Regions from separate parts of the Homo sapiens genome. Here region 1 is linked to region 2. The links are chromatin loops, found by intact Hi-C in ENCODE. Cell type or tissue: endothelial cell of umbilical vein. All regions are shown on one strand. Links, peaks and the distances in the headings refer to the core of each region. The heading gives the core; the rest is flanking DNA. Region 1 overlaps SNED1 (sushi, nidogen and EGF like domains 1). Region 2 holds the start of LOC105376810 (a long non-coding RNA gene).

Region 1 (5,373 bases), core at 54-5,053, 150 kb after region 2:
ACAGACCTGTGTCTGTCCCTGTCGCTCCTGCCCTCACCAGCTGGAGAGTGGTCTGTGAAGACAGGCTTTCCCTCACCTACCCCGTGGTCACCCTGGACTGGTCCACACAGGCACGGCAGCGTGAAGGCTCCACCCTGCTCCTTTGCTTGTGTGCCTGCAGACCGAGTTGGTCCTCAGCAAGCTCCAAAGTTGCCCACTAGGTTGCTTCTTCTTTCTGAGCATCACGATGAACACAGAGATATTGGTATATTTCATGGGCTTCCGTCCATTGCTGTCAGTTGTTTTCCTGATGCTCAATTTATTCTGTCTTTGGACAGCGGGAGCCCTTCAGGTTGGCTCCCCGCCCTCAGGACATGGTCTGCTGTTTTGAAAGCTTGCTTGCTTTTTACACAACATGTCCTGGGCTTATTTTGTCCACATCCTGCTTCAGTCTTGGAATCACCCATTTCTCCAAAGATCACTGGCTTCTTGGTGAGAACGAGATCTAGAGCCCACAGCCTGGCACTCACACCGCTCCCTATTATGGGATGTCACAGCTTCAGGCCTTTCAATGAACAGAACTAGAAAATTAGGCTTCTTTAAAAAATAAACACATTATGAGTTCATACTAATATTTCCATTTCAAATTAACAGAATCAAAAGACAAACAAGATTTTATTTATTTATTTTGAGATGGAGTCTTGCTCTGTTGCCCAGGCTGGAGTGCAGTGTCGCGATCTCAGCTCACTGTAACCTCTGCCTCCTGGGTTCAAGTGATTCTCCCACCTCAGCCTCCCGAGTAGCTGGTACTACAGGCGCGCACCACCATGCCTGGCTAATTTTTGTATTTTAGTAGAGACGGGGTTTCACCATGTTGTCCAGGCTGGATTCAAACTCCTGACCTCAAGTCAACTGCCCGTTTCAGCCTCCCAAAGTGCTGGGATTACAGGTGTGAGCCACTGCGCCCAGCCAAAACAAACAAGATTTTTAACTTCTTTCATTTTATATTTTTAATTCTTTACACTGAAAATCTTGGTGGCGTTAACAATTATTTTCTTTATCCTACCATATACATGCAATCATTTCAAAATAACAATTCAGGTATTACTACTAACATTAAGATCACTGAGTATAGCCTAACATTCCTTGGCGATGCTTTTTATCCTTAGACCATATTCCATTAGGGGTGAACAGACTACTCTTATTAAAATCGCTTGCAATGATATTTTTTTCCTGTGTGGTTATGCCATCCACATGATAACTAGGTTTACTTATTTCAGTATGTTTTCAATTTTTAGGTGTTGCCTTTTCTTTTTATTGTTTTTAAAACCTTTTTTTTGGTTCTAAAGTCAAAACTGTAAAACAAGGTTCATTCAGAGAAGCCTCGCCGATCTCCAGTCCCATTATGCAGTTCTTTCCCTCCTCATTTAGTGAACCATCTTATTAGTTTCATTTCTTTATTAAAATGAGGACAAAATTTGTATTTCCCTTCTCCATTTTCCTACACAAAAGACAACATACTGAAAACACTGTTCTGCACGTTACTTTTTTTTTTTTTTTTTGAGATGGAGTCTCACTCTGTCGCCCAGGCTGGAGTGCAGTGGGGCGATCTTGGCTCACTGCAAGCTCCGCCTCCTGGGTTCATGCCATTCTCCTGCCTCAGCCTCCTGAGTAGCTGGGACTACAGGCGCCTGCCACTGCGCCCGGCTAATTTTTTGTATTTTTAGTAGAGATGGGGTTTCACCATGTTAGCCAGGATGGTCTCGATCTCCTGAACTTGTGATCCACCTGCCTCGGCCTCCCAAAGTGCTGGGATTACAGATGTGAGCCACCGCGCCCGGCCTTTTTTTTTTTTTTTTTGAGATGGAGTCTTACCCTGTCACCCAGGCTGGAGTGCAATGGTGCGATCTCGGCTCGCTGCAGCCTCCGCCTCCTGGGTTCAAGCAATTCTTCTGCCTCAGCCTCCTGAATAGCTGGGATTATAGGCGTGTGCCACCATGCCTGGCTAATTTTTGTATTTTTAGTAGAGACAGGGTTTCCCTATGTTGGCCAGGCTGGTCTCGAACTCCTGACCTCAAGTGATCCACCTGCCTCAGCCTCCCAAAGTGCTGGGATTACAGGCATGAGCCACCGTGCCTGGCCTGCACATAACTTTTTTAAAGCAGGCATTATTGAGATAATTCATATAACATAAAATTCACCCAAAGTGTACAATTTATTGGTTTTAAGCATATTCACAGATACAGGCATCCATCAGCACAATTTTAGAACATTTTCGTGACCTCAGAAAGAAACCTTGTACCTTTTAGCTGTTACTGCCTTCCCCATCCCCTCCACCCTCCAGTCCTGAGCAACCGCTAATGTACTTTCTGTCACTAGAGAGCTCCCTCTGCTGGACTTTCATATGAATGGAATCATAGTACATAGAGTCTTCTGTGTCTGGCTTCTTCCACTTAGCATGTTTTCAAGATTCATCCATGTTGTAGCATGCAGCATGCGTCCTTGTTTTATGGTTGAATCGTGTTCCATTGAGTGGATATACCATGTTTTGCTTATCCTTTCTTTTCTTTCTTTCTTTTTTTTTTTTTTTTGAGACGGAGTCTAGTTCTGTCTCCCAGGCTGCAGTGCAGTGGCGCGATCTCACCTCACTGCAAACTCCACCTCCCGGGTTCAAGCGATTCTCCTGCCTCAGCCTCCTGAGGAGCTGGGACTACAGGCGCCCGCCACCACGCCCAGCTAATTTTTGTATTTTTAGTAGAGACGGGGTTTCACCGCGTTGGCCAGACTTGTCTCGAACGCCTGACCTGGTGATCTGCCCGCCTCGGCCTCCCAAAGTGCTGGGATTACAGGCGTGAGCCACCGCGCCCGGCCACTTTTCCTTTCGTTAGTTGATTGACACTTTGGTGGTTTCTACTTTCTGGCTTTTGTGCTGTGCTGCTATAAATATTTGTGTACAGGACCTCATGTGGACATAGGTTTTCATTTCTCTTGGGTATATACCTAGGAGTGCAATTACTGGGTCATGCGGTAACTATTGGTTTAATCCTTTAAGGAACTGCCAGACTGTTTTCCAGAGCAGCTGTACCACTTTACAGTCCCACCAGCAGCGTAGAGGGTTCTGATCTCTCCACGTCCTCACCAATGCTTATTATTATCTGACTTTTTAATTCCCGCCATCCTAGTGGTTTTGATGTGCATTTCCCTGCTGACTAATGATGTCAAGGATCTTTTCGGTGTGATTACTGGCCATTTGCATATCTTCCTTGCAGAAATGTCTTTTTAGGTCCTTTGCCCCTGTCTGAATTGGGTTGTCTTTTTATTGTTTAGTTGTCAGAGCTCTTTATTTTAGATATGGGTCTCTGATCAGGTATGATTTGCCCATGTCTGAACTGGGTTGTTTGTCTTTTTATTGTTCAGTTGTCAGAGCTCTTTATTTTAGACGCGGGTCTCTGATCAGGTATGATTTGCATGTTTCCTCCACTCCACAGGTTGTCATGTCACTTCCTTGATGGCATCCTTTGAGGCACAGAAGTTTTAAGTTTTGATGAAGAGTAGTTTATATATAGATTTTTGTTGTTGCTCATACTTTTATTGTTGAGCCTAAGGACCCTCATGATCGAAGGTCATGAAGATTTACTCCTATGTTTTCTTCTAAGAGTTTTGGTTTTAGCTCCTAACATTTAGGTTGTTGGTCAATTTGTGGTAATTTGTGTTATGAGGTATATGGTACGAGGGCTCCGGCCTCATTCTTTTTGCATGTGGATATCCAGCTGTCCCAGCACCATTTGCTGAGACTATTCTTTCCACATTGAATGGTTTCAGCCCCCTTGTAGAAGTCAGTTGGCCATTGACGTGTGGTTTATTTCCAGACTCTCAATTCTTTTTTTTTTTTTTTGAGACGGAGTCTCGCTCTGTCGCCCAGGCTGGAGTGCAGTGGCGCAATCTCAGCTCACTGCAAGCTCCACCTCCCGGGTTCACGCCATTCTCCTGCCTCAGCCTCCGGAGTAGCTGGGACCACAGGCGCCCGCCACCATGCCCAGCTAATTTTTTGTATTTTTAGTAGAGACGGGGTTTCACCATGGTCTCGATCTCCTGACCTGGTGATCCGCCCGCCTCGGCCTCCCAAAGTGCTGGGATTACAGGCCTGAGCCACTGCGCCCGGCCCTGGACTCTCAGTTCTTTTCCACGGATTACAGGCGTGAGCCCCCGCGCCCGGCCCTGGACTCTCAGTTCTTTTCCACTGATCTAAATGCCTATCCTTAACCCATTACCACACCAACAGGTTTCACCATGTTGGCCAGGCTAGTCTTGAACTCCTTCCTGGCCTCAAGTGATTCACCTGCCTAGGCCTCCCAAAGTGCTGGGATTACAGGTGTGAGCAGGTCTGAGTTTTAAAAGGCAAACAATTAATCTTTAAAAGGATATGATTTTATATATATATAGAAAACCCCAAAGAATGTATGACAAGAATAGGAGAGTTTGGCAAGATGGTTGGCTATAAGGTCAGTATGCAAAGGTCAAATAAATATCTATACTCCAGTAATAAATAATCAGGAAAAGTAACTTTTAAAGTATATACTAGTATCAAACTATATAATAGTATCAAACTATAAAATACCTAGGAATAAGTCTGAATTCCATATAAAACTTTACTGAAAGATATTAAATAAGTCATAATGTCATATATGGAGAGACATCCCATGTCCATGGATATAGACTTACTATCCTAAAGATGTCAATTTTCACAAAAATGGTCAATGGATTGAATGCACACCCAGTCATCATTATCTCAAAGGCCTTTTCCATAGAGTGTGACTAGATTTGAAGGTGTATATGTGGAAGAAAAAAGGCCAAGGGTAGCAATGATACTTCTGAAGATGAAGAGTAAAGGAAAGGAACTTTGCCAATCAGTTCCAGGACTTACAAAGTTAGAGTGAACACAGGGCAGTATTGGCACAGATGTATCAAATTGACGCCGCCAGAATTCTACTTTTATATGTGGAATTTTGATACTGACAGTGGGGGAAAAAGGGACTTTTTAGCATGAAGAGATGAAAAATCCAGTTTACCCATATGCATAAAAAATGAAATTGTAGCCCAACTTCTCACACACACACAGTCTAACAGATTAATGACCTACAGGTCAAAAGCAAAACTTTACATCTTTGTGAAAAAAATATACATGAATAACTTTCTAACTTTGGTGTGGGGAAGGATATTTTTTAAAGAAGGCTCCCAACTTGTTAACCACTAATGCTTGATAAATTTGATTATGAACTTTTCTCTATTAGGAAGTACCACCAAGAACAGGGAAGGACAAGCCAGAGGCTGGAGGAAGATACCTGCAGAACACAGACCTGACAAAGGATCAGTATCAAAACATATAAGAATTTT
Region 2 (5,373 bases), core at 261-5,260:
GGATGACACTGGAATTTTATAAATTCTAAAATAAAACCCGAAACCAGATGTAGCATGCTGGGACTCATTTTGTCACGCTGCCGCCTGTGTGTTCTCTTTCTCGTCACCCTGGAGTGGTGACTGGCATCTGTGGGTAGTTCGTCTTTGGTGTGATTTTCTCAGCAGTTCTCAACACTGTGTTCAACGGCCCCTCGGGAGCCACACTGAGGGAGACCCAGGTGTGGTCATGGCAAGAGGGTGGCTGCCTGTCCCTGTCCTCTGGCTGCCAGACAGTCAGCAGTTGCCCTGCAGCCCTCATTGAGGGTGGACAACCGTCCTTGTGGAGCAGCACCTGCCACTCCCTTTTAGGACTCTGCCAGCCTCAGTGGCATTCCTGGCACCCTGGACCCGGCCTGTGAGTTATGACGAGCTGAGTTGGGTGGTGGGGGGTGCGGGCGGAGGCCTCGGCTGGAGGAGGAGGAGGGAGGGGCGTTGAGTGGGAGGAGCCACCCCAGTCACCTGAGTGGCAGGAGATAACGGGAAGAGTCAAGAGGGAATAGGTGTTCCTGCTGCTGACTGGGCTGGTCCCCACCTGGGAAGACGGGTATGGCAGTTCCTCTTAAAGCCAAACATGTTGGCCGGGTACGGTGGCTCACGCCTGTAATCCCAGCACTTTGGGAAGCCGAGGTGGGCGGATCACGAGGTCAGGAGATCAAGACCATCCTGGCTAACACGGTGAAACCCCGTCTCTATTAAAAATGCAAAAAATTAGCTGGGTGTGGTGGCGGGCGCCTGTAGTCCCAGCTACTCGGGAGGCTGAGGCAGGAGAATGGCGTGAACCCGGGAGGCAGAGCTTGCAGTGAGCCGAGATCGTACCACTGCACTCCAGCCTGGGTGACAGAGCGAGACTCCATCTCAAAAAAAAAAAAATGCCGAACATGTTTATCCCTGACCCAGCAGTTCTGTTGGGCCCTAAATATGCAACCCACAGCAAAGCACACAACTGCAAAATGACCCTAAGCCAAACACGAAGCAGCCCAGCAGCCAGGAGGGGCTGAGATGGATGCTCGGCACGGATGGAGCTCGCGCAATGTCCCACGGCAGACGCCAAATGCAAAGTCCCCAGTTCCATCTCTGCTTGGTGGCTAAGGTGGTGGCTACTCTGGATGGGAAAGGGTCACAGGCAGGGTAGGGCGCATGTGGGCATCAGGGCCCTGGATGGGAGAGGGTCACAGGGTAGGGCGCACGTGGGCATCGGGGAGCTTCCACGTCGGGTGATGTGGAACTTGCCTTTTACCCACGTGCTGGTTACAACAGTTTGTTCACCTGGAAGCCTGTATGAACTGAGCATTTTCGTACGTTTCAATAAATTCACCTTAAAACTTTGGAGTTTAAGACAGCAACAATAAAAAGCAACCAGCTGGAAGGAAGTACACGTGGGTTTGTAGTAAGCATTGTGCTGAGCGAAAGCACACGTGGAATGGCTGAGCTCCCCATCTGTGTAAAGTTTCCAAGGTTCCCGCCCCGGGCCGTGTGTGCTGTCCGCCATGCTCCGGCCGGTGGTGTCCAGCCCCAGGGCGCTGTGAGCCTGCATCCCTGCCGGAAGAGCCCTTCCATGGAGGCAGGGCACAGTGCTCCTAAGAGGCAGGTGAACAAGTAGCAAATCCTCAAGAAATGCTACAAGCAAGCACGCCGCCCTCAGGCCAGGCATCACGGTGGGTGAAATAGAACGCAGGCGAGGATGTTCAGAAAGAGGCCTTTTCTGTGGAGTAAGTTTGGCAGTACTCATCAAAGCACATTAAAACCACATATTCTTTTTGTGTGTGTGTGTTCCCGAGACGGAGTCTTGCTCTGTCGCCCAGGCTGTAGTGCAGTGTTGAGATCTCAGCTCACTACAACCTCCGCCTCCCGGGTTCAAACGATTCTCCTGCCTCAGCCTCCCAAATAGCTGGGATTACAGATGCCCGCCACCACACCCAGAATAATTTTTGCATTTTTAGTAAAGACAGGGTTTCACCATGTTGGACAGGCTAGTCCCGAACTCCTGACCTTGTAATCCTCCTGCCTCAGCCTCCCAAAGTCCTGGGATTACAGGTGTGAGCCACCACGCTCAGCTAAAAACCACATATTCTTTTTGACACTTAAGTTCCACTTGTAGAACTCCAAGGACATCAATACAGATGAGCACAGATCCATTTTTTAGCAAGCAGACGGCCACACTGGGATTGCTGCGGGGTAGCAAGTTAGCCAGGGGAAGCTTCATGTGGCTCCCCAGCACAGGGCAGAACTGCACGTCACATTATGATCCAGCGTGGAAAACAATTATGTATGAACACAAACTTCTGGGGGAAGAGCCACCAGATGTTACAGGTATACACGTTTCCTCCTCTCATCCCAAAACCTCCCCCATTTGGGTGCTTGCTGGGTACTAGGCCCCAAGGAACAGAGGTAAAAACAGCAAGAGGGGCCCTGGGCCAGGGGCCAGGAGCTGGGAGAGGGAGGGAAGTTGGGCAAGGATCAAAAGGACACATGTAATTGCTGCAGAATGCAAGTAAAGCGGCACTGTCAGAGGCTGCCTGTAGTGGCTAGGGGGAAAGCAGAGCCTGATTCAAGAAACAGAAGAATCCAGAGGACCCAGATAACTGGGAATGGAGGGAGGGGTTCAACAGACCTTTGCTGTGGCCTGGGACACAGAGCTGCAGGGTCCGAGAGCTGGGGCATGTGGGTGATGTCCCTGCGCAAACAGGGCAGGAAGGGGCGGGTGGGTCCAGAGGACACGAGGGAGAACGGCCCTGCGCTCTGAAACATTCGAAGGTCACCAGGTGTAAGAGGAGAGGGCGATGTGGCCAGGGGCGGCGAGGACCACAAAGCCCACCTGCCTGAGGAGAACTGTCGTGTCCAGGGGCCTGGGGAGGCCACCGAGGGACAGGGTCCCTTGGGTGCAGGGGCCCCTTGGGCTTATGTCTGGGAGCAGGAAACAAAGAGGGCCTTGTGAGCTGACGGTCCCTCCCTGCCGGGGATGGAGTGACAGGCGCTCTGAGGAGAGAAGCCGGCGCTGGGGGGAAGCAGGCAATGTGCCCAGAGATGAGGCACAACAGCAGCCAGCGGTTCACACAGCCGCTGCCTGAGGGAAGAGGAAAAGGACGCTGCTCGCAGGGCTCAGGAGGGGCCACTCCCCTAAGGACCACCAGATGTCCTTCCAGGCGTCACTGCTGCAGCTGGCTGGCCTTGGGAACCGTGAAGGGTGTCCAGTGGGAGCTGAGCTGGGGAGAGGGTTGGGGGCAGGGACAAGTCAGACTAGGGCCAGGAGCAGGCCATGGCCACGAGGCACAGTGGGCGGCTGGGCAGGGCCCTGTGACCTCAGGGAGTGCACGGGGCAGGGGCCTGGCTGCTCCCAGACTTGCCTCTGAGCCCTCGGGCTGCTCATCCTTTGTTCCGTTCGTTCCAAAAAGAACCTGTCCCCAAAAAAGGGCAGCAAGAGGAAGAGGGATGTGACTCAGTGTCCGGAGGTAGAGCAGCCACTGACAAGGATAGGGAGAGGGCTGGGGGGAGGGCCGAGACTGGGCTGTACAGTTCACCTCATTCTCAGCCAGTGCCTGCTTAGCCAGGTAGTACTCCCGCTTCACTTTGATCTCCACAGACTCTGGGATGTCAGGCACCAGGAGGTCCAGGAGGCGGCCAACGGAGAAAACCACATGCTGGGAGCAGAGGAAGGCACTCACGCCCACCCAAACGCCCAGAGTGGCCTTCACAGGGCCAGGCAGGCCGGGGCTCCGGCACCTGCTCCCAGCTGTGGGTGGAGTCAGAAAGCAGCTGTGCAGGAAAAGGAACCCCAGAAGGGGCAGAGGCCACCCCAGCTTTCGTGGCCCTGGGGCTCCTGTGGAGACACCCACAATGTCCACACCACAACCCAGGGATGAGGCCAGGCAGGGAAAACGCAGGTGCAGAGAAGAGCTCTGATTTGACCAAGATGACACAGCAGGAAGTGACGGCACCGACCCCTCACCACGTGCTCGAATTAGGCAAAGCACAGGGTCGGGGCCTCATGCCATGGATGGGAGAACCAGCAGGTGCCTCGGCTACCTCAAACACAATGACGAAGGCCAGGCGGATGGCAAGAAGATTCCAGTAGGTCTGGGAATAATGTCCATCGTCATCCCGGAAAGCCCGATACCTGCAGCAGACACAGGACTCAGTGCGCGCAGCCAGGGCTGAGTGTTGGCTGGGCAGGTGCCTCTGGAATTAGCCTATCTCCCCTTTTTCCACCATTTCGCTCTCTCATCCCATGTTCCTGGCCTGGCTCTTCATCGAGGGTGCCTGAAATGGGAATTCTTCCCAAACAGGATACTCTGACAATACCTTTAACTGGTGGGTTCCAAAGGTGGATGTGCTGGGTTGTCCCCCATTGGGCTAAACTGGACCCTCCCCACCCCCCAGGTGGCAGATGCTTTATTTTCTAGTAGATGTGACAGTCCAGTACGTCTGTGCTTCTACGGATGACTTCAGTCTACTTACACGGTGAAAATCCGCCGATTGCTGACCTCTGTGAGATCAGCAGTTCACCTGCTCAGAGACTGTCCCTGTCCAGCAGAGCCCTCCCTCCCTATCATAAGCTACATTCAGCTTCACTTGCTATTTCAGACTTTGACATCTTCCTGTGTCTCTGTCCCATGGTAAAGATGTGACATTCCATTTTCTAATATAAAGTTACATGTTGCACTCCATGAAAACTATTACCAGGGTCAACTTTGTAGGAAAATAAAAAAAACAAAAAACCAAATATTGCAAGTTAAAAATATAGCCATTGGAAAAAAAATCCCTCAAATGAATGGAATAAACTTTTAAGTGGCCAGACACAGCAGAAGAGAGACTGGGGACTGGGAGACAGTGACGACGAGACCACCCTGCGGCAACACAGAGAGCACACTTGGGGGGAAGCAGGCCACAGCCCAGTGGGAGTTCCAGACGACAATGGACAAGCAGAGAAGCACTGCTGGAAGGAGTAAGATGGAGACATTTCCAGAACTAAACAAAGACGTAACTCTTTCAGCCGGGCGCGGTGGCTCATGCCTGTAATCCCAGCACTTTATTTATTTATTTATTTATTTATTTATTTATTTATTTATGAGACAGAGTCTCGCTCTGTTGCCCAGGCTGGAGTGCAGTGGCGTGATCTTCGCTTACTGCAACCTCCGCCTCCTGGGTTCAAGCGATTCTCCTGCCTCAGCCTCCTGAGTAGCTGGGACTACAGGCCCGTGCCACAATGCCCAGCTAATTTTTTGTATTTTTAGTCAAGACGGGGTTTCACCGTGTTAGCCAGGATGGTCTCAATCTTCTGACTTTGTGATCCACCGGCCTCGGCCTCCCACAGTGCTGGGAATACAGGCATGAGCC

Evidence for each region. Peaks named below come from ENCODE experiments on the same cell type or tissue, not always from the same donor. Only the 100,000 strongest peaks of a DNase experiment are listed, where the experiment ranks them.
Region 1: it touches region 2 in a loop (6-fold over the local background); 14 of 110 quality-filtered maps call a loop at or near these places.

What each region holds. Positions count from the first base shown.
Region 1 is chr2:241,075,580-241,080,952 of GRCh38, reverse strand. The region is part of intron 27 of SNED1 (sushi, nidogen and EGF like domains 1); the gene reads right to left. It also overlaps a transcript of MTERF4 not described here. Among named protein-coding and RNA genes, the nearest start is that of SNED1-AS1, 14 kb to the right of the region's middle. In endothelial cell of umbilical vein, for the core only: a CTCF peak has its summit at 2,374 (motif pointing left); a DNase peak (open chromatin) is centred at 2,352.
Region 2 is chr2:241,221,966-241,227,338 of GRCh38, reverse strand. It overlaps ANO7 (anoctamin 7), which reads right to left. Exons shown (of 25, transcript NM_001370694.2): 22 at 4,063-4,153; 23 at 3,558-3,677; 24 at 3,384-3,434; 25 at 1,363-3,242. The coding sequence ends at 3,186. LOC105376810 (a long non-coding RNA gene) reads right to left here and starts at 660. Exons shown (of 2, transcript XR_001739176.3): 1 at 572-660; 2 at 1-447. HDLBP (high density lipoprotein binding protein) reads left to right here. Exons shown (of 28, transcript NM_005336.6): 28 at 1-48. RefSeq lists enhancers at 2,359-3,319, 3,441-3,610 and a cis regulatory region at 3,525. In endothelial cell of umbilical vein, for the core only: a CTCF peak has its summit at 3,107; no DNase peak of the experiment used is centred there; H3K27ac peaks cover 552 bases.